Regions from separate parts of the Homo sapiens genome. Here all the other regions are linked to region 1. A link is an interaction called in ENCODE POLR2A ChIA-PET data of the cell type or tissue named here. Cell type or tissue: MCF 10A. All regions are shown on one strand.

Region 1 (8,000 bases):
TGAAAGTCATATATTCATCAGCTCTTACCTTATTTCCTCCCCACCACCATCTTGACCTATGCAATTGGTGAGGCCACAGACCCCTAGCATGAGGCCCTGTTTTTCCCACAGCAATGGGATTTATGAAATCATTCGAACTTCTCTGTCTGGTGGGGTTTGTGTTGATGCTGCTGTGTTGCAGTGAACAGGCGAATAGGGTCCTCTTTTCAGAAATTGTACAAAGCTGTGGTAAATTTGATTTTCATTATGATCTGATGGCACAATCAAGTAGCAGTTTTCAGCTTACTGATTGTAACATGAGAGGACCACACTCATTTCCTTCAGTAAATGTTCACCAGGAATCTCTGCAAAGATGCAATGGAAGACTGAGACATAAGTAGAATTCCCTTGAGAAGTGTTCACAGAACTTAACTTACTTGATTACATTGCATACTCACTTTTTGCAAAGCTACAATATGGATGAGGAAATGTCTTAACCTGCTGGACTCATAATAGATTACATACATGCTGGAGTTAGAAAGAAGATGAACGAGACAGCCTAAGGAATAAAGCTACAAGACAAATGGTCCTCTAAGCGAGGGACCACGATCAAGGAGTGAACTCACAGAAGAAAATAAATCATTGACTCATCTCCTCATGCTCCTTAACAGCTACTGGCAAGTTGGTTATTAAATGAACCTTGATAACTTTGGAAAACTAGTCAAGTACCAAGCAAGACACAATTTGTGATTCTTGGCATGGCTTGTATTACTGGCTCCCTGTGCCCGGGACAGTATTGAAAGGAGAAGTATCTATAAACAGAATGAATAATGTGCAGCCATAATATATTCTTTGTTTATTTTTACATCAAATGTTTGGAATGTTGGCACTATTAAGAAACTCATTTAATTTTGATTCCCTTTTGAACCTGTGATGTTATAATGCAAGCCCCCGAAATGAGCCATATTCCTAGTGACGAAAATTGGGTGCTGGTGCCATAATTATACCAATGTTGGTTTTGATAAGTCTCTTTTAATTAACAGAATCTTTGAAGTTTGCTGGCAATTTTTATTTTGTGAAAAGGCCAGTAATAATAACAGAAAGGTACCCGTTTAAAATTGTCCACCTGGTCTACTTCTTAAAGCTTTTCATCTTTGGATTGATTTGCACGTCATGACCAATTATGGAGGTGGGAAGATTCTATTATACTCATTTTGCAGATGAGGAAATTGAAACTGGGAGCTTTGGGGACTTGCCGGAGCAGGTGAGAATGACTCTCACACCGAGACTCCTAGAGACATCCCGCTCCCTGATAATCACAGTGGTTCAGTTCTCAGAACACGGGCTTTCCTTACCTTGCCACTATTGACACTTGGAGCCAGATAATTCTTGGTTGTGAGGATCTGTCCTGTGTGTTGTAGTATGTTTTGTAACATCTTTCCTTTGCCTACAAGGTGCCAGTAGCAATCCCCCTAGTTATGTCTCCAAACATTGCCTAAAATCTCCAGGAGGACAACATCATCTGATTGAAAACCACTTGACTAATGGAATCGGGCTCCATGACAAACGGCTTCTCCCGTTTACCTGGTTTACTCTTTCCTGTCTGCGTGCCAACAGGGGCCTCAATTTTTTTTGTGTGTGTGACAAATTATAAAAAGCTACAGTGAATTTGCCTTGCACTACGTCCTGACAGCATAATCAAATAACAGTTTTCAACCTACTGCCTGCACAGCAAGAAGACAAAGTGTGTAAGGACGGGAGCCACATTTTTTTTCCTTTAATAAATCTTCGTTCAGTGAATGAAAAAGTGGATTGCTGCTGCTAACCACGAGCCAAGCAGGTTACAGACTCTACACACATTATACAGTTTCATTCCCCAACCACCTATGCATTACATATTAAAAGGCCTGTTTCTGAAAGGCAGAGTGTAGAGGATTTGTAGGGCAGTGAAAAGGTATCCATAATCAGTGATCTATTGCCAAACCTTAACAGGAAGTCACATGGCCAAGGAGAACACGGTTTGTGGAGTTCCAGCACCAGCCTCAAAGCAGAGCATGGAAGGGTAAGTTTCCAGCTCAGAGACAATTGCTTCATATTGGGCACAATTTCTTGTACTTTCTTCCAGAGTATATGGGTATTTTATTTTCTTATATTTGTTTGTTTGTTTGTTTTAATGTCGCACTATTCCCTCTTTGTCTTTTGTTGGTATTTTAAAGACTTTTCTAAATCAACCCAAATCTACTTCTTTTCTTTGTTGCAGTTTATTCCATTATCTGGATAAACAGCTCTGTAAATGAGCACCTGGCAGCTGCTGCTTCTCCTTTTCCCTCTCCTTCCCCTTCTCTTCCTTTTTTTTTTTTTTTCACTCTTTTGCTCTCTCATTCTCCTTCTCTTTCTCCATCATCATGCTTTTGCATATATGAAAGTATATCTAAAAAAATCTAGAGCAATTTGGTGGGACTAAGGGCACATGTTTTAATTTTCAAACACATTACCAAATTGCCGTTTAAAAATATAGTAATCTATTTTTACCTTCAATGTTTGAATATATTTTTTATCACAATCTTACCAACATGGTATAAAAATATACTTAAAATATGTTCTTCATTTTTAAGGTAGGAAATTATGTCACATTGCTATATTATTTTGGATTTTAAAATTTTGTATAATATTCAACATTGGTTCATTTATTGTAAATCTTTGCATTCTTTTGCTTGTTTAAATCCTTGCTCACTTTTTCTTATTGATGTATAAAATCTTTTTACAAACTGAGGACAATTGTAATATGAATTATGAATATTTCCCTTGCTTGTTATCACCTCTCTTCTGACTTTGTTCTTTAGATATAATGTTTTTTAATTAGTGATACAGTTTGGACATTCCCTCCAACTCTCATGTTGATTGGTAATCCCCAGTGTTGGAGGTGGGGCCTAGTAGGAGGTGACTGGATCATGGAAGTGTATTTCGCATGAATGGTTTAGTACTATTCCTTTGGTGCTGTCCTTGTGACAGTGAGTGAATTCTTGTAAGATCTGATTGTTTAAAAGGGTGTGGCATCTTCTCCTTGCTCTCTCTTGCTCCTGTTCTCACCAAGTAATGTGCCTGCTCCTATCTTGCCTTCTGCCATGAGTAAAAGCTCCCTGAGGCCTCCCCAGATGCAGAGCAGATGCCAGCACCATGCTTCCTGTAGAGCTTGCAGAACTATGAGCCAATTAACCCTCTTTTCTTTACAAATTACCCAGTCTCAGATATTTCTTTATAGTGATGCAAGAATAGCCTAAAACAATTAGAAAGTTTTATACATTTCTCATTACAAATTATGTTACACATTACCAAGGTTCTTTTCTAGAACTTTCTGTTTAATTACATTAAAGAGTAATTTAATGTGCAATTTATATTGAGATAAAGAATAAGATCCAAATTTAAATTATTTTGAGAAGACAAATCAGGTTTTTCTTAAACAATACAACATAACTGATTTCAAATGTTGCCTTTGATATATGTTCAACTCCTGTGTGCATTTTGCATAATTTCTGAACTCTATTATGTTCTACTGATCAGAACATGTTATTGCCAGGATGTCATTTTAAAAAAAATGAATGAGTTACTAGGGGATATTTTTTTAATGCTGATTTGGATCCAAAGCCAAATGGAAAATTTTAGGAGTTTCCTCCAGTGGACTTTTTTCGAAGTGATCTTTTAAAATTTAACTTCAATAGAAATGTGTTGATTTATCTTATAGATCTTTCACTTACTGCTTTGAAGTTTTCTCTTTGTGTAGGACATTGTCTCTGTTTAGTGGGGTTGTCAGATGGTTTACATCATCTTCATTTGTTCCCTTAAGAAACATTTTTTTTTGAGCTACTACTATATCTAGGGCATTGTTCTAAATGCTAGGGATACAGCACTGAGCAATTCAGAATAGGTCTTTGCAGTGATATTGTAGTGGGTGGAGACAGGCCCTGATTTTTTAAAATAACAGAATTCAGATGTATCAAGGGCTATGATATAAATAATCAGAGCCACAACATAGAGAGTAATTGAGGTGGGGCCAGGTGAGATAAAGTGTCAGTGAACTCTCTGAGGAGGTGATGTCTCGGTTTGATGTCTGACAGCTATAAAGGGAGTTGTCATGTTTCTGTTCTTCGGTGCAGTGTCCAGGACTGTGCTTGTCATATACTGTTTCTTGACAGATATTTACTGAATGAACCAATCAATCAGTGATGGCTGGAGGTTCTGGCCTTGGCTGTGGGAAGCACTTCATGTTGCCTTTAAGCTTCTATTATGACAAGCTGTTTAGACAAGTTAAGTGGTAGGTTTTTACTTTGGGGAGGAAAGAGATTTTTCCTCAGTCTTTATTCATTACTTATTGCAAAAGGGATTTCGCAATGACTGATTTCAACATTTCTCCCTGGGCTTCCAAACCACCCTGGTCCTTAGCAAGCCCAAGCAAGTTTCCAAACACAGGGTTTTTCCTTCAAGCCCGACCTCCCAATCTGCCATGAGAGAGCTTTGCACATGCACACCTGTGTGGGGCACAGCACGGAAGTGAGAAGGAAGTTGAAAACAAGCCCGGAGGACCTAGGTGATATGTTTTCAGAATGTTGCCTCTCCCAAAATATTTCCTGTGGATCAAAATGTCTTGCTTAGACATGGTATCTGTGGCTCCATTTGCAGTGGATGATACACCAGCCCCATCTTGTGCTTCTCTAAAAATCTTTCCACTGTATAATTTTCAAAACAAAGAAATTCAGACTAGCTTAAGACACTTGCTTTTCATTGATGACTTGAGTAACAAAATATAAAATGAAAAATCAGAATGGATGAAAAGGTGAATGTTTGTATCTTCCATCGATTGCTTCATCTACTGTCTTTTTGTTGAGGGGATTTGTTTTTAAGATTGAAAGCCATTGGCTTATTTATTTATTTTTTTTTTGCTATGGTTTCTCTTCATGATTATTGATCTCTATTAGCATGATAATTATAAATACTTGATAAATTTCTTTCTTTGATCTGGCCTACTTGTCACTCAACAGTCTTTTAAACTCTAGATTCTTTCTTTCATTCTTGACATTTGCCATTGTCCTCCACCCTGAATGCCTCCCTGCTGTTCTCAAAAGCTGCCTAGAATCATTGAGAGAGTATATTGCGGTATCAAGTACCATGGCTTCAGGCTCCGCTGCAGCTGCCTGCTTTCTGAAAGCTCCCTTTATTCTTTGCAACTGCACTTATCGAATTCCGCCTAACAAATGTCAGCTTTTTTCCCCTTACCTTTCATGCAAAACACACACACACACACACACACACACACACACACACACAGTGTAATAAATCCTTACCTCTGCACAGTGTACATTTATACACCTTGTAATTGCCTTTCTCTGTTGGTTTTAGTCCTTTGCCCTTTTATTCTTTCCTTTTGTACTCTGGCTTCCTCAGCTCTAGTATTCCCAGCCTTGAAATCCAAATTGCAAATGCAGAAAATATGCCCACCCATTTAGGACAAACTGAATGACTCCAATTGTAGAGGGTAGCACTGCGTCTGGTGGTACAGCTCACTAAAAGCACTCATTGCCTGGTTCATAAGAAAGTAGCAGGTCTTGTATTCAAGACTAAGAATCTGTGAACTTCAGAGCACACTGTGGAGCTTCATGGAGGTGTGCAATAAATTAATATATTGTAGTATATCTATATATAAACTATATATACAGTATAGCATATTTGTGGTAATATGTAGTATTTTTCCACCGGCCACCATATGCACCCACATGAAAAAAGCTGGAAAGTTTGTCGACTGAGTGTATGATTCTCTGCTGCTCCTCTGATATTCTTTTTGCTGGTTTTAAGTAACAGCAGTTATTAGGACCAGCCATGTTTTCCTGCATAGAATAAACACTTGATGAGAGTGGCCTTGAGGAGGTCAATTAAAGCAGATGTAAAGATTATCCTGCCTCTATTGAGTTGAAAATAGGAGCTAAAAGAGCTCTTCACTTAACTGCAGGCCATTAGGCAAGAATTAAGGCTTTCCTTATAAGGAAACTGGAGTTATTCTGAAGTCATATTTGTTGTTTTATAGAACAATTCAAATGACCATTAAATTCTTTCAGAGCTATGAGCACCAAGGCCCCCTGAGGAATGTGAATGGACCTTTTTTTCCCCAAACCTCAAGGATTCTAGGAGCTGAATAGGACTTTAGAGACAGGACTGGATAGGGAATTCCTAAGGGCTTTTTTTAAGCCAATATTCCATGACTCTCTGACCTAACCCTTTGCTACTCAAAGAGTATAGTAGTCCATACACCAGGAACATCAGCATCACAGGCACCACATGAGAATAGGTTAGAAATGCAACATCTTAGGCCTCACTTCCACCTGCTACATCAAAATTTGCATTGTAACACGATCTCCAAGTAATTCATGTGCACATGAGAATTTGAGACACCCTGATCTACTCTAATCTCTTTTTTCCCCAAATAATAAAAATGAAATAAATTTCCCAAGGTCACTAAGTAAATTAGTAGCTAGGATAACTAAGAAAGCATTACATTAGTCAAGCTGTCCATTCTGGATAACAATCTCCTTTTTCCAGGCATCTAGTTCTTCACCTATATGTCCTGGAGTTGGCCTATGTAACCCAGGACCATCTATCTCCAGATATCTGTAGACATTCTCGAAGTCACCTCCTCCATCAGGACTTTCTGTGTTGGCAGAGACGTGCTATGTGTGCACTGACCACTTGTGCCTGTTGAGTACCTGAAATGAGGCTGGTGGGTCTGGAAAGCTGGAGGAGGAATGAGAGCTCCATCTCTAGTGCATGTTCATCACTCAACTCTAACGTGAAAAGAGGAGTTTCAGGGCTTCTGTTTGGATAATTCTGCATGGTGGTAATAGCTTTCAGGAAGACTTCACTAGAAAAAAACTCTAGGTTATTGATACAGACAGGAGACAGGGAAATATTGGGTAGAAGAGGGCAGTACCCCAGCAAACACCCCATCCTCAAGCCTGAAAACCCATGGCCCTAAATGAGGATAGGCATTTCTGTTTTCATTGCCAAAAAGTGGCCCTTTGGCCAGCCATGCCCCCTATCCTGCACCCATATAAACCCTGAACCCCAAACTCCAGAGCAGACCAGCAAGCAGCAAGCCAGCAGACCACCAGAGAGATGGCAGAATGATGCGGCAGAGAAAGGGAGAAGAGGGTTGGTCAGAGAGGAGTCCAACTGCTGGGCGGCCCAGCTCCGGGGGAGGATCACCTACCCACTCCATCCCCCACTTCCAGATCTCCATCCATCACACTGAAAGCCTCCTCTACCACTTAATAACACCTCACATTCATCCTTCGGGTCTGTGTGTGACCCAATTTTTCCGGGACTCTGGACAAGAACTCAGGATACAGAAAGCTGTTACACTGGCCCTCTGCTTTTGTGAAAAGACAGAGGGCCTATTGAGGTGATTAACACCCAAGCCATCTGTGGCCAACAAAGCTGAAAGAGCTTTGTAACACTGGAGTTGCAGGTACCCACTCCTAGACACTACCTGGGAGCTGGAGCTGGAGCCCGGAGAGCTCGCCTGAGCCTCTGCACCTGCCTGTCTGCATGCTCCCCTGTCCCTCAAGGGGTTTTGAGCCACACCCCTGTCGCAGGTCCTGCGAGGAGAATCAGGGAACTCTCTTGTTTTATTATCATTTTTGAACTGGGAAAAAGAGCAAAGAATCTTTAGGGTCATCTTTGAAACTCACAGTTTGTTGGATAAAATGTAAACAATCTAGTAACTTGCGGCTTCTTAGGCAAATGTAATGTCCCTGTTCTTGTGTTTGTTCTGAGGATTTTCCATTTAAAAAAAAATGAATGTTTGTGTACTGCTTATGATTTACCTGGCTGTGAAGTTTTAAATTGTCTAACTTAATGAGTGAAGCTTTAAATTGTCTAACTTAAAAAACACATTTCAAAACGTTTCAGAGAGAATCATGCAGACTCATCTAGTCATCATCTGGTTGTGTTGACTAATGGCCAAATTTTCCATT
Region 2 (8,000 bases), 210 kb before region 1:
ATACTTCTCATCTTTACAAAAATCCAGGATGCATTTTTTCTATGAGCTAGCCCTTTAAGATGCCTACACACCAGTGGAAAACAGAAATGTTTGAACTTTACCATTATTCTTTTTTAGCATAAAATATATTTATATAAACAAAAATAAGTCACAAGTTATCGCAATGGTTGATTTTGCCTTACAAACTTCAGCTTTTTTCTTTTCTTTTTTACTTTGAGTGTTATGCTGAAATATCGGGGGAAAATACTTGTTTGTAAGTCAGGTCATAGCTAAATCTAGATTTGGTTCTTTTCTCCAGCATTATACACTATGTGATGCTAAAAATATAGCCATTTTACAGATAAGAAAACTGACCCTTGTGTAGTGAAATTTATACTACTGGTTAAATGTAGTGGAACAGAACTTTGACTCTGGGCAATACTAATTAGGAAACTGCACTCATAGACATTGCTGTGAGTGTTGCTATAATAGGGCCCTAGCTTTCACCAGGCCTTCTAATCTTTTCTTTACCCTGTAGTCAACATGTTCTATCTGCAGTGTGAATCTATTCATTTCTCTCTCTTCTTAAAATCCTTGGGCACTGTTAAAAGGGTAACCGTATCCCCCAACATTTATTTGTTGAAGTCCTAACCCCCAGCTCTTCAGAATATGATCTTATTTAAAAATCTGGCTCTTGCAGATAGAATTAGTTGAAGTCGTTAGAGTGGGCCCTAATTCAATATGGCCAGCATCCTTATTTTAAAAGAAAGAAAGTTGGACACAAACATACATATACGAAGAACACCATGTGAACATAAAGATGGCCATCTACAAGCCAAGGAGAGAGCCAGGAACAGATTCTTCCCCCACAGTGCTTAGGAGCCAACCCTGTAGGCACCTTGATTTCACACTTCTAGCCTGAAGAACTGTGAGACAATTAATTTCTATTGTTCAAGCTGCCCATTTTGTTGAACTTTGTAATAGCAAACCAATACAGATACCTTTCTATTATTCTTAGCATGATGTCCAACATCCTACACCTGGAAAGCAAGGAGTAGAACATCAAACTAAAAAGCAAATGTGACTCAAGCTAAGCATAGTAAGATTTCTGGAACTGTGAATGGGCTTAGTAAAAATTCATTGAATAATTATCATAATCTTACATGCCAGGAATTGTATTTACACAATGCAGGAACCTTACATGCCAGGAACGGCCGTATATTTAGATGTGAAGTAAACTGACACAGTGCCTGTTCTCAGGGAGCTTACACTGAGGCAGGCAACTAATTACGCATATAATTAATTACAGTAAGAGTGAAGAGTGGTAGTGGAATGTCCCAAAAAATAGGATGCTAGAGGAGCCAACCCTCTTCTTGAAAAAAATCAGGAAAAGCCAGAAAGGCTTCTTTGAGGTAGTCATGTTTGAGCTTATATCTGAAGAATGAGTAAAAATTAGTTAATGAAAGGAGATGCTGGGAGAAGTAGCTCTGAGGTCAAGGGGACAGAAAATATAAAGATTCCAAAGCCAGAAGCATTATGCCACTTTCCAGAACCACAAAGAGGAAAGTAAAAGTGGAGCAGAAAAGGTGAGGTAGAAAGTTGTGCGCGATGAAATAGAAGCAAACAGAGTCAAGTCCTGTGGGCAGTGATGTAATCAGAGTTGCAGACCAGAGTTAAAAGGTGCCTCTGGCTGCACTGTGAAGAATAGAGCTGAGGAAACCACTTAGGAGGCTATGGTAAGAAGTAATGGTGGGCTAGGAGTGGATGGATTTAAGAAGTAGTCCATTGATGGGATCTAGTTGATGAGGTCCAACAATTAAATAGATGTCGTACAGTCTGGAGAAAGGGAGGCATGTGTTCAAGTTGACTGTTCATTTTCTAGCTTGGCCGACTGAGTGGAAAATAGAATTGTTCACTGAGATAGGAAAGATTAGATGAGGCCATTTTTTTTTTCTTCCTGGGGTAAGGAGGGAGAGAAGAAAAAGTTGAGTGCCTAATCACACATTTGAAGCAATTGTGAGATGTGTGATGTCCTGTAGAACCTCAGCCTCATTGATCAGGATGTCTGAGCCACTGGAGATGTAAATTTGTCTGTCATTGGGATACAGATGGTAACTGAAGCCATAGGAGCAATTGAGCTCACCTGGCAAAAGAAGGTAGAATGAGTAAAGAGAAGACTGTGCACAGTTGAGGAATTCTAGCCTTTCAGGTTTGGCTGGAGGAAGATGGCCCAGCAAGGATGATGACTGACAGAAGCAAAAGGAGAAAACCCAGAAGGATGTGTTGTCATGGAAACCAAGGAAAAAAGGGAGCTTCAAGAAGGAAATAGTGGCTGGTAATCTTTAAACTATGGAAGCGGTTTAAGTTTAAAAAATATTCTGGCTGTTGTAGCCATTTGGCTCTTAGCAAGATCTCTTGCAGGCGCTTGAGTGGAGGAAAAGATGGAAGGTGTAGAGGATGATATTGGTCTTCTGTCCACATCCCTCTGGAAGTCACTCGCATATTCCAAGGACTGCTTATTATGAACACCTGTAACTCCTTGCTTGGGGCTTTTATTTATTTTCATTATTTTATGGCTGAAGAGTACCCTTAGCCTAAGCACAGAGCAAGCCAAAATGACAGAGAGTTTACGTCCCCAGACAGCTCTGAAACAATGACAAACAGATATTTGATAACTAAATATCCCAATCCACTGGTCCTCAGTTGGAATAATGCTGAAGAATGTTTCACACCGTCTCTCAGAGCTCCCCAGAGGGATCAACTGGTTTGATAATCTTCAAGAACTTGCTGTCCTGTCTTTCTCTGACATACTCCTCTACTCCCCTACCAGTGTTTCTGGGAATCACCTACCAAACAAATTACTCACTCTTGAATCCTTGCCTCAGTGGCTGCTTCTGGGAAACCAAAATCATATAGAAGAAAAGAGTTAGACCAGTAAGTATAAACTTAGTGAGAACAGCTGAAAAGGAGTATCAGGAAGAGAAACACAGTCAAAAATGGCTTATTATAATCAAGAAAGAGTGCTAAGCTTATTTGACTGAGGGTGGAAGGAATATAAGAGACAGAGGGGAGAGATTTTATAGGAATTCATATGCAGAAATATTTTTTTTTCTGATGCTGTTGGTTAAAATATAAAAGGAGAAAAAAGAAAAGAAAAAATAATAAAATTTGCATTATAAAACTTAGGAAACCTCTTTCTAGATAAGATAAAGGCACAAAAGTTTCCTCTTCAAAAGCATAAAAGAAGTTCTGATGTTCTTGGACCTTTGTGTGTTTAGGAATTTCCACCATCTCTAGAATCCGTTTAACCACTCCATGACACATTTTTTTCTCTCCAGATGTAAAAACTGAGGAGTCAGTTGTCAGTTGAATACTCTAGTATTATTTTCTCAGCAATTATTTTAAGGAATGCATTTGAATAAAATGCAGTTTTGGCATCATTTTAAAAAATGGATGATGATTTATGCTTTTCTTGCGGGGACAAGATGGCTGTGGGCATGAGTCATGACTGTACGCTGGGAAGATTCCGATGGGAACCTTGCTTTTGCTGGTTGAGCCATAACTTACACGGACTTGAGACTGTGCGTGGCTTTTATTAACATGTTCATTTTGCTTGTTAAGGCTCGAGCTTCATCTTTTTCTTCCCGACTAAAGCCCTGTTTGTATTTCACACACACCTGATTCAAAATCTGTGCTTGGAACCCAGAGTGGCTTGGGAATAGTAATTTGGAAAAATTTGATTATTTGTCAGTTAAAATGGAATGATGTGTTCTCAGCTGCAGCTGGGAAATGGGCTATTTCTCTGCAGGGGAGTAAATTCAAATGATAGACAAAGTTCTAACTCTTCCAACATCCCTGTCTTCGTGGAGCAGGTTTGGCACAAATCAAAATTGTTTATAGGCCAAGGAAGGTACAAATCATAGCACAGATCTGTGCTTTTCTCAACTGCATAAAGAGCTTTCACATATAATTTTTCTGGTGAAAAATCCCTGTCCCGGAGCAGATGTTCCATGGAAACAACAGTGAAGTTTTTAAGGGGCCAAGGTGAATGAACTGTAAGACTGGTTCTTGAAGTTTTCCAGGTTAAAACCATCTCTCTCATTGTCCTTGGAACTGGTTTTCAAAATGTGTTTTACAGCATTGCTTCTCAGATTTTAACATGCATACAAATCACCTGGGGATTTTGTTAAATTGCAGACTTTGTTTCAGTAGTTCTTGTGTGGGGCTTGAGATGCATTTTTGATAAGCTCCCAGGGGATACTGATGCCGATCTATGTTTATCCCTGAATCCTACTTTGAGTGGCGAGTAACAGAGGGATATAGAAAGTTGGTCTTGAAAGATTCTCTCCAATACAAAGATTCTCTAGTCTAATAAGTTCAAAAAAATTCACATTTTTGTCTTTCTCTCTAGAATTCCGCAAATTAACAAATTAAAGACTCTGAGAAGATTTGCACTGATAAAGTCTGCAGTCAATGCTGTCTCCTAACAACCTATGGAATTTGATTTTGTGAAAGGAAAGGATAATCTGATGTGCGCTATTCTTGGGAATATTTGTTCAGGCACTTAAACAGACTGAAGGGGGATTTCAGAAAATGTTTGACTCTCTTTGTGGTGACCCTTGCAACTTTTCTCAGGTGAGTGTTACTGCTTCTCCAAATAAGCAAGATTCTAAGTCCAGCTCTCAATATCCCCAGTAGAATAATAAACTTTCCACCTAGAGTTTTGGTATTCAGAATGTACGGCGTGCCTTCTAATCAACTCTAAAAATTGTTCCGGGTTTAGCTGCCACCATGCCCTGTCAAAAGGCCAGCTTAGAAAAGTGTCAGACAGGAAAACTACACCAAGGGAATTTAAATGCTTCCAAGCATCTTAAATTGTTTGCAAACCTCTGTATGTCTATGAATCGATTCTCTAATAATTTCCCATGAAGATTCCTGGCCTCTGCCCCAGAAGTGATTATTCTTTGAGTCTTGAGTATATACTGAGAATCTTCATTTTAATAAGCGTTTCCAGGATTTTCTGATGCAGGTGTTGTAAAGACCACATTTTGAGATTAAGTTCTATTTCCTCAGAGTTATAGAACAAGCAATTGGGCTACTTTGTTTTGGCTTTCTGAGCATGCACTTTTGTGAGTCATGCTTTAATGTTCTACCCTGGATTTTTATGGATAATCTATATGAATGAATGAGAAAGCGTTAGCATTTTCTTTGGAAATGTTATTAAAGATACTGTCATTATGCCAGACTTCAGAAACTTCTGTAAAGGGATCCTGTTGGCAGCAAAATATAACCTTGATCCTGTAGTTTGGAGTATGAGAACACTACGACAGATCATCACTTGACATGTCTTATGGTTAAAGTGAATGCACGTTTTGCTCCTTTTTCTTAAGAAATTCATTGGCATTACTATAAACATGTAAGCTTACGTAAATTTTACCCAAAATTGTTAAGCTGAGTCTCAAAGTCATCTGTGGCTTTAGGTACACCCTGGCATATCCCCATACTCTGGGGATATTTTCTCCACAGCTTGAGAAATATAGGACTGTATCGTGATTAGGGACCCAGAAATAAAGAATGAGTACATTCCCCTTACAATGTTCTCCAGAAATAAAGGCTTTCTTATATTAATATTTTTATATCGAGATACTTTATAATGAGAATTACATCCTTTTCTTTTTAAAAATGTCAACTTGATTGGTAAGAAATTCAGAGCAAAATTAAATGCTTAATTACAATAATTTTTATTGGTCTAGCTATTTCATATATTTGCAAAAATTTTCCAACTTTTCTATATACATTTAATTTCAACTTTTCTGGTTAGTTATCTTACTCTATATGTGATTTTTTTAAATTATACTTTAAGTTCTGGGATACATGTGAAGAATGTGCAGGTTTGTTACATAAGTATACAGGTACCATGGTGGTTCGCTGCACTCATCAACTCGTCATCTACATTAGGTATTTCTGCTAATGCTATCCCTCCCCTTGCCCCACAACCCACAACAGGCCCCGGTGTATGATGTTCCCCTCCCTGTGCCCATATGTTCTCATTGTTCAACTCCCACTTATGAGTGAGAACATGTGGTGTTTGGTTTTCTGTTCTTGTGTTAGTTTGCTGAGAATGATGGTTTCCAGCTTCATCCATGTCCCTGCAAAGGACACAAACTTATCGTTTTTATGGCTGCATAGTATTCCATGGTGTATATGTGTCACATTTCCTTTATCCAGTCCAACACTGATGAGCATTTGTGTTGGTTCCAATTCTTTGCTATTGTGAATAGTGCTGCAATAAACATACGTGTGCATGTGTCTTTACAGTAGAATGATTTATAATCCTTTGGGTACATACCCAATAATGGGATTTCTGAGTAAAATGGTATTTCTAGTTCTAGATCCTTGAGGAATCACCACACTGTCTTCCACAATGGTTGAACAAATTTACACTCCCACCAACAGTGTAAAACTATTCCTATTTCTCCATATCCTCTCCAGCATCTGTTGTTTCCTGAATTTTTAATGATCGCCATTCTAACTGGTGTGAGATGGTATCTCATTGTGGTTTTGATTTGAATTTGTCTAATAGCCAGTGATGATAAGCTTTTTTTCATATGTTTTTTGGCTGCATAAATGTCTTCTGTTGAAAAGTGTCTGTTCACATCCTTTGCCCACTTTTTGATGGGGTTGTTTGTTTTTTCTTGTAAATTTGTTAAAGTTCCTTGTAGATTCTGGATATTAGCCCTTTGTCAGATGGATAGATTGCAAAAATTTTCTCCCATTCTTTAGGTTGCCTGTTCACTCTGATGATAGTTTCTTTTCCTGTGCAGAAGCTCTTTAGTTTAATTAGATCTCATTTGTCAATTTTGGCTTTTGTTGCCATTGCTTTTGGTGTTTTAGTCATGAAGCCTTCACCCATGCCTATGTCCTGAATGGTACTGCCTAGGTTATCTTCTAGAGTTTTTATGGTTTCAGGTCTTACGTTTAAGTCTTTAATCCATCTTGAGTTAATGTTTGTATAAGGTGTAAGGAAGGGGTCCGGTTTCTGTTTTCTGCATATGGCAAGCCAGTTTTCCCAACATCACTTATTAAATAGGGAAACCTTTCCCCATTGCTTATTTTTGCCAGGTTTGTCAAAGATATGATGGTTGTAGATCTGTGGCATTATTTCTGAGGCCTCTGTTCTGTTCCATTGGTCTATATATCTGTTTTGGTAACAGTATCATGCTGTTTTGGTTACTGTAGACTTGTAGCATAGTTTGAAGTCAGGTAGCATGATGCCTCCAGCTTTGTTCTTTTTGCTTAGGATTGTCTTGGCTATGTAGGCTCTTTTTTGGTTCCATATGAAATTTAAAGTAGTTTTTTTCTAATTCTGTGAAGAAGGTCAATGGTAGCTTGATGGGAATAGCATTGAATCTAAAATTACCTTGGGCAGTATGGCCATTTTCACGATATTGATTCTTTCTATCAATGAGCATGGAATGTTTTTCCATTTATTTGTGTCCTGTCTTGTTTCCTTGAGCAGTGGTTTGTAGTTCTCCTTGAATAGGTCCTTCACATCCCTTGTAAGTTGTATTCCTAAGTATTTTCTTCCCTTTGTAGCAATTGTGAATGGGAGTTTGCCCATGATTTGGCTCTCTGTCTATTATTGGTATATAGGAATGCTTGCAATTTTTGCACATTGATTTTGTATCCTGAGACTTTGCCAAATTTGCTTATCAGCTTAAGGAGTTTTTGGGCTGAGATGATGGGGTTTTCTAAATATACAATAATATCATCTGCAAACAGAGACAATTTGACCTTCTCTCCTCCTATTTGAATACCCCTTATTTCTTTCTCTTGCCTGATTGCCCTGTCCAGAACTTCCAATACTATGTTGAATAGGAGTGGTGACAGAGGGCATCCTTGTCTTGTGTCTGTCTGTCTGTGGGTTTGTGTCTGTGTGTCTGTGGGTTTGTGTCTGTGTGTCTGTGTGTCTGTGTGTCTGTGGGTTTGTGTCTGTGTGTCTGTGAGTTTTCAAAAGGAAT
Region 3 (8,000 bases), 400 kb before region 1:
TTGCATTTCTCCCCATTCATCCTGCTCCTCATGGAGGCAAGAAGTTCACAAGGCTAGGGAACATACCCACCTAAAACCCACACTGTCCTTTCAGAATATGCTTGGAGTAACCTTGACCAGGATCCACTGCTAAAACTGCCCTTAGTCCTTCTTAGGGCCTGCAGGGGACTCTTCTCTCAGTTTGTCCTCCAGAGGGTGAATTGCACTACTGGCATACACACTTTTAAGCCTGAGGAGTGGCGAAGGGGCAGCTGTTTACTGGGTGGTAATGCGTAGAGGAATCTTGGGTAGGTAGCCTGCACTAGATAATAGATACAAGGCAATTAGACAGTCCATGTTCAGCAAACATTTGCTATAAGTTTGATCACTGGTAAAAAATAAGCCAACATCCATAATGTCTAAATTGTTTCTTTCTACATCTGATAAAAAGAGAGGAAAAGGTTAGCATGAGATTGAGCCATGGTGACTGGGTGCATTTATTGTATTCTAAGAGACAGACCTCCTGCATGGACATTTAGCTGTAGTTACATAGAATGGGGCATGGTTAATCAGGTTTTTCAATTAATTTTATTTAAAAATTTTCCATCCCCAGTGTGTAGAAGAGGGGCATACCTTTAGATAAAGACAGAACGTAAATTGTGTGAAGGAGAAGAAAAAAATATCAAATGCACTCTGAAAGCATACAGGGAAAGATGATAAGAAAATATTTGATATATTATGCCCTTCAGAGATACCTTATCAAAGTCTGGGTCAGCTTCATTGGTTTCACAAAATAGTCTTGTTATGGGGACATTTTCCAGGGACAGCCAGTCCTGTGACAGTTGTTTTTGGGGTTTCAAGTTCAAGAGAGATTACTGTCTCCAAAGCATCATTTTAAAAGACTTTTTTAAATGGCAGGGGGTAGGTAATTTAATCTATACATTGTTGTAAAAACGGGCACATGGGCTTTGGGTTGCTATAGCAATCAGGCAGCTCAAGCAACAGGAACCAGGTGAAGCTTTGCTGCATACATGATGTGAGTGACAGAGGCTGAGGTGGAGAAGGAAGAGGAAATCTCATCGAGTGTATAGTCAATAGCAAATGCTTTCAAAGTGAAAATGCTCAGTGGCAAGTGACTTCAAAAGCTGCAAGGTGGTGTCCAGACCAAAAAAAGCATCCCCTTTAGGGCCCTGGCTGCTGAAAATTTTTAGGATCAGTAATGAAGTGTTGTCTTATGTTAGGTTCCCCAGATGCAGAGTTTGAGACAAGAATTTAGTGCACATGATTTATTGAAGTCCTCTGAGGAGAGAGACAGTGATGGAAGTAGGATGGGTCCGGAAAGATGTTGAGCAAGTGTATAGGCTTAGCTGGAGTTGAGTTTCAGCCTCATCTCATGGGGAGCTCTACAGTTTGATCTTACCTTAAGGTCAGAAAACTGTTTCTATTTATTTATTAAATTCACTATCAGTTGATTATTGGATATCTCTCCATAGCCCCCATCAGGAGCAGGAAAGTGTAACCTTTCAGGCAAAGTGGCTCTGGTTTGGCCAAGGGAAATTATCCAAATAAGGGGCAACTGTAAAACACTCACAGCAGCTGGGGAATGGGCAGAGTAGCCTGTTAAAGAAAACTGGGGTGGGGAACCCAGAACGTCCATTACAAGCATTGTGATATGTGATTATATGTGTGTGCATGTATGTGTATATGCATAGATTTAACTTCTAGCCTTAGGATTATGCTTACATAATCATGTTTCTGGGAATCACAAATATGGGTTTCAAATATGATTACATCTATTTACATGTAGATATATTTAGTCCACTTATGAGTATTAAAAAGACTTATGGCATAGCTGAAGTCTTTCCAGAGTGCTGAATTCCTACTCTGTACAAAGCTGTATACTCTGGGACAACATTCAGTCCCAATTGTGTAAACCCTAGTACTAATCCATGGGATTTGGCTTTACCTTCATGCTAGGGAGTGAGTTGAGAACAAGGACTGTCTTTAGGGTAGAGAAGTGGGAGGTTTGCATTAAACCTTTGAAGATACGCTGCAGAAGAGTCTTCCACTGACTTCATTAGAATTATAAGGAAAGAGAGAGAAAATTCTTCCTCTGGCTTTTCTTTTGGTGAAATGGGCTGAGGATGCAGGCAGCTTGAATCCATTTCCCCTCCCCTTGCTATGGGGTCCAGGAGTTAACTCCCAAGGGTATGTGATGTTGAGACAAAGTCAACATGAAAGCTATTCCATATTTCTGGTTTGCCATGATTTCAATTTCCATTGCTCAAGTAATACGGTTGTTCCCTGATTTCAGCAAACTATCTATATCCTTGCAGCTTGTCAGCTACTGCTGCATTTCATATCAGACCAAAGCAAATTAGCCACAGCACTTCCAATTAACATGACCAGCATTGTGCTGCATATAAACAAAACTGGTAAAACATACACCTTGCATCTTAGAGTGGAATTGAGGATAGCTTCCCTCCCCACCTATGTCTTGTGCACACCCAACACAAGGAGTGAATTGCAGAGATTTTTAAAGGGTATAATGCCAGTTGTATCCAGCAGCTTGCATTCTACTTAAGATCCAATAGTAAATATAGGAAAAGAAAATAGGCACCCAGTTTTCTATTCCTTAGAACTACCTTAGAATTTTCAGAGGACTTTTTTATTGGTCACCTGGGCAAAAAATAAGATAAAATAAACATGTGAGCAATATTGTAGAAAACTATTATAAGCTGTTTCAGTGGTATTAAAAAGTTCTCTATCACACGGATGCCTAAAAAACAGGTCAACAGGAGATGTAGAGGCCACAGAACTAGAAAAAGCAGTATAACTTTTACAATGCAGTTACATTAACATCCTAACTGAATTCCTTCATTGTGGGGTTCATAATTGACTGAAGTTTTTAAAACCTTTTTACTACTTAAAAAAGTAGCTTAAGCTTTTGATTTTTCTGTGTTCTATTATTTATATTCTTGTTCAGAGTATGGATTTGGAGGGGTGTTTTTGACAATTGGTTCAATTTCTAAGGATCAAAGACCTAAGTAAGGTATGACTCTCTGTCCCTGCCTCCATCCCAGAATGGCCGCTTTACCATCATGCAATTAGAAGTTGTAACTGCTTTGCTAACAGCACTGTAGAACCATGCCACTCAAGTATCCTAGAACAAAGAAGTAGGGAAGACGTCTGGGCAGGGTTAATAGTCTTTCAGAACTGTCTCTGACTTGAATAAGCTGAGTGACTTTCTCTGGCTAAAGAACAATAGAAAGTATGATGCAAGCAGAGACTTGCAATGTGTTTGAGCATTGGGGCTGGGTCTTTCTTACTGCTCTTTGCACCTTGAGACCACCAAGTGAAGGAGCCTGAGTTTGTCTACTAGAGGATGAGACACCTGACCCAATCACCAAACATGTGAGTGAAGTTATCTCAAATAAACCAATCACCAGCTGACCACAGGCACAGGCACCTGAGAGCCCAGCATGTCATTCAAGCTTTCCCAGACCTGATCTGCCCAGATGAACCACAGAATAATAAGCAAAATAAATGGTTGTTGTTTTAAGCCAGTAAGATTTGGGTTGGTCTAAAGAAAACTGACGTAGCTTTGAAAACACAGTGGCCCATATAATTTTTAAAGTCATCTTATGTTCACAAACTCTTAATTATCCTTGCGTTACTGTGAAAGGTAGATTAATTTTTATCTTTTAGTGCAACAAGTGGGTGGATCTAGAATTCCTCATTTGCAGGTAGTTTATTCTTAGGACTAAGCAGCCCTAGCACCCCATTAGAGGCAAAAACTCTTAAGAACTACTGGGATACACTCTATTTACCCTTTTGTGCTCAACCAAATTTCTACTCCTCCATTCCCTCTACCCTGAGGGCATCTTAGCAGAGAAAGAAACTTCCTGGCCCGTACTTTTCATACTCTACCTGTAGAATAGGGGCCACATGAAGGGTTTCTGTCAGACTCTCTCTGCTCATCAATGCCTGTCATAGAACTTACACTGAGCTGGGCTCAGCTGGTTAGTGATGTGACTTTACCAATATTGAGGGTCATTGCAAAGCAAGGACCTGACAAGTAGAGCCGGGCTGTAGCCTGAGATTTGGTCCTGGCACAAAGGAAACAAATTACTTAATGAATGACTGCAAGTCCTTGATCCACCGAATGTGGGCCTTTACCTGCCTAACACGAGTGTTGACTTGTTAGCTAACACATTCCACCTGGAAGAGTCAGCAGGGAAACCCCAAGCTGGCCTGGCTCTGGCTACAAGAATTCCTGGCACATCAACTGCCGAATAATGGAGTGAAGCTTGCAAACAGAGGAGATATTTTGATTCTTAAGCCACTAGTTCCGGATGTTCACTTCTGAGATTTCTTTGCAGATGCAAAGGAGTTGCAGGGTATAAAGAATATGAAGAAGAGAATCAAGAAACCTGACTTCTTGCCAGAGCTCTGCCAACCATTAAATGTGTGAATGTGGCCAAGGCACTGTCCTTTTGGGAGCCTCCATTTTGTCACTGGTAAAATGAGGAAGCTGAATATATTTTCTCTTGGGAACCTTTGAGGTCTATGTATATGTCTTATTCAAGTGCATAAATACTCTAAGAGAGAAAGGATCTTTGCATCTTAGAGAAGTATATAAACTCTAATATGCATAAAGAAACAGCTGGGAATCTTACAGTGAACATTCTATTCAGGAAGTCTGGGTGGGGCCTGAGAATCTGAATTCTATTAAGCTCCCTGGTGATGCAGATGCTGCGAGCCTATGGACCTCACTTTGAGTAGCAAGACCCTACGGGATGCTCTTCTTATGTTAACCTCTCTTAGTTCCGTGTAGAGCAGGGATGTTTATTGTCAGGCTAACATGAGCAGAAGACTTGAAAAGCACAAATCATTTGAATTTGTTGTTTTTGAGTGCTCATAGCATGAGGAATCAAGAGATAATTTTTCTTGTGGTTTTGTAAATGTTTAAGGCTAAATTTGTTTCTGGAGTCCCTTCTGGTTTTGGTGAGTGCTTCCTGTGGAGACTTTCCATTTCTGCTGCTGTGATTTGGAGTGAACTTCTAGAGATGAAGGTTTTAAAAATGTCTTTGATGTCTCTTATGTAGAACCACATATTTCACAGATGAAATTTATTGCAGGATGACCAAAATAATGATCAAATGCAGAACAGCTAGAAACTTGTGTAGCAGTTGTGAAACATCCTGGATAATTAGAAAACTTTTAATTAAATCATCAGTGTTTGGTGATAAAAAGGTAAATATTTTTAAAAAGACTCTCATTGTTATGAAAGTGTACCTCAAACTTTAATTATTATGGCCTAGGTTGGGATTTTAGATAGTAAGCCAGTCTGTTTTTTTTTTTTTTTTTTTCTTCTTCTAGTTGGGGAAGGTAGTTGGTGGTGGTAAAATGGTCTGGGAAGCTACTCAAGCACTCTGCTTTAAAATCATCCCTAGACAGTTTTTGATCTCTGGTATAACACCAAGGGTTAGAGGGATAAAGGAAGACAATTCTTTTACATCTGTCTTGAGGAAAAAGCAAATGTGGGAAGATGTAATTTTGCTTTATTTCCCAAGGGAAATGCCAACAATTTTTATTGTTTTCTAAACACCTAGGAGTGGTAATTTCCCCCACCCTCTTTGGCAGAGTCTACACAGGAACTGCAAATTTAACTGTTTTCAGGGGCTAGGCCAGTAAAATAACTGAGTGAAAAGGCTGGAACAAGACTAACAAATGGTGGAGACTATACTCAGATGGAAAATTTGTATTCCACCCTAACAGCATAGACTTTATGCATTTCCCATTTTTTTCTAATGATGTAGAAAATCTCTTATATTTTTAAATGTTTAAACTGAGTTTATGAAGAACAATGCACAGGCCCAACAAAACATACCTGTAGATTAGATTTGTTTCAGAGAAGGATGACCATAATTAGAAGATCCCTGGTCTCAGTTACAGATCTAGTTTTTGGTCTAGAGATTCAATACCTTGTCCCACAATATGAAAATCCTGACATTGTTTACTCAGATAATGATGAAATGTTTTGCAGTTTGAAGAATTGTGATCAATACATTTATGTTCATCACATCCCATAAAGATAAGAGATCTTCCAGAGTCTGAAAGAGATTCTCTGTTTAAAATATATTAATGAAAATTAAATATTGAAAAAAGGTACTCAAAAATTTCAGGAAAAATTATGTGTCCTCAGAAATAATTTTTTAAATCATAAATATATTATATTTTCTGACCTTCTTATCTATGAACACTTAGGTAGTTCCAAAAAGTTCAAAGAAAAAAAGGTAACTGAATATGAGGTATACATAAGTTGAACCAAATTGTTTTTTGTGTAGCATTATACAGGACACTTAAAAATATTTTGTTATTAGCTATTTTCTCCTTAGCATCTTCAAGGTTGTGAGTATAGTTTTGCTATCTAGAGATGAGTTAAGTTTGATCGGCTTCTTTTTGAAATATTGAACTTTTCCTGGCTTCTATGCATGGCGCCTGTGGTCTTTTAGGCTGTTTCTCTTTCCTAAACAAGAACATCCCTAAGAAAGTTCCTAAAATCTGTTCCTTTGCATACACTTCCTTCTTCACAAAACACACTCTTTTTCCCATAGTTTTGACTAGAACCATATGAGGCCAATTATCAGAATGCGTGCTTTATCCTTAATCTTACAGCAATGCCTTGCCCTTTTCCCCATTCCCACAGCCTTACCCCCAGTGGAGAACAGCCATCACCTTGCCTTTGGTTGTTTTCCACTGTGGCATACCTCACAGAATACCACGAACTCTTCATAGTTTCAATTATCAGGCATTACTCTTAGCCATCAGCTAATGTAAATTAACATGTCAAATGCTTTTTTTTTGTTGTTTATCCCTCCTTCTGTTAAAGTCTTTAATTATTTCCCAAGGACAAATACTTAGTATTTATTTTAATGGTTTAAAATACATCTGGATGGCCGGGCGCGGTGGCTCACGCCTGTAATCCCAGCACTTTGGGAGGCCGAGGTGGGCAGATCACGAGGTCGGGTGATCGAGACCATCCTGGCTAACACGGTGAAACCCCGTCTCTACTAAAAATACAAAAAAAAATAGCCATCCAAATGTGGAGAGTCCAGCAAGGTCCTAGCATGGTGGCAGGCGCCTATAGTCCCAGCTAATCGGGAGGCTGAGGTAGGAGAATGGCGTGAACCCTGGAGGCGGAGCTTGCAGTGAGCCTAGATGGCGCCACTGCACTCCAGCCTGGGCGACAGACTGAGACTCCGTCTCAAAAAAAAAAAAAAGAAAAAAAAAATCTGGATGTTTTGGCAGTTCCAAGAGGTGAGCTCCAGACGAATGTGTGTTTATAACTCCAGGTCTGTCTTTTCCACGATTTGAAAAAGAATTAAGAACATTGTGAAGATAAAGGTAATTAAACACTTAATTTTGTATGTTGATGACAGAAAATAAATAGCTCTGCTGGTCACACATTTCCATAGGTTATTAGGTACCTCACATATGCTAATTCCATGTACTTTTCCATGTCCAGGAATCTATTGTCTCCATCACTGCCTTATAATAGTGGAAATATGCCTATAGTTTGTTTAACTTTCAGACTCTTCCCCACTTTAATCCAATCTTCAACAGATGTATTAGCTATAGTGTAATTGGTGCATCGTGTATCAACTCAAAAAAACTTTCATTGATTCCTTATTTCCTATGGTTAAAGAAATCTAGAAGCTGAGGTTCTTCATAAGCTCATCTGAATGACTTTGGAAATGTTATCTTCCACAAGATAAGACAAATGTTATTTCCAACTTCTCTAAACACATGGTGAATCTAGTTAACCTGACCCCTTTCTTGTCTAGAGAATTTACATGGGCATTCTCATTACTTCTCTTCTCCCAGGGTGCTGTTCTCACCCGGGAGCTTCATGCTCTACTTCTTTTCCTTATATATAAATGTGTGTGATTGTGGATGGATAAGATATCTGATCTGTTTGCAAGTTGCAGACATGATGTCTCATTCCTAAATATTTC

What was found. Peaks named below come from ENCODE experiments on the same cell type or tissue, not always from the same donor. Only the 100,000 strongest peaks of a DNase experiment are listed, where the experiment ranks them.
Region 2: POLR2A ChIA-PET joins it to region 1 with 9 read pairs; 1 of 35 experiments calls an interaction of 5 or more read pairs at or near these places.
Region 3: POLR2A ChIA-PET joins it to region 1 with 5 read pairs; 1 of 35 experiments calls an interaction of 5 or more read pairs at or near these places.

The regions. Positions count from the first base shown.
Region 1 is chr20:11,346,144-11,354,143 of GRCh38, forward strand. All of the region lies in intron 2 of LOC105372529 (a long non-coding RNA gene), which reads right to left. Among named protein-coding and RNA genes, the nearest start is that of LINC02871, 320 kb to the left of the region's middle. In MCF 10A, a CTCF peak has its summit at 4,642; a DNase peak (open chromatin) is centred at 4,438.
Region 2 is chr20:11,140,891-11,148,890 of GRCh38, forward strand. No RefSeq gene overlaps it. Among named protein-coding and RNA genes, the nearest start is that of LINC02871, 120 kb to the left of the region's middle. In MCF 10A, no CTCF peak of the experiment used is centred here; a DNase peak (open chromatin) is centred at 3,491.
Region 3 is chr20:10,950,434-10,958,433 of GRCh38, forward strand. No RefSeq gene overlaps it. Among named protein-coding and RNA genes, the nearest start is that of LINC02871, 72 kb to the right of the region's middle. In MCF 10A, no CTCF peak of the experiment used is centred here; a DNase peak (open chromatin) is centred at 4,188.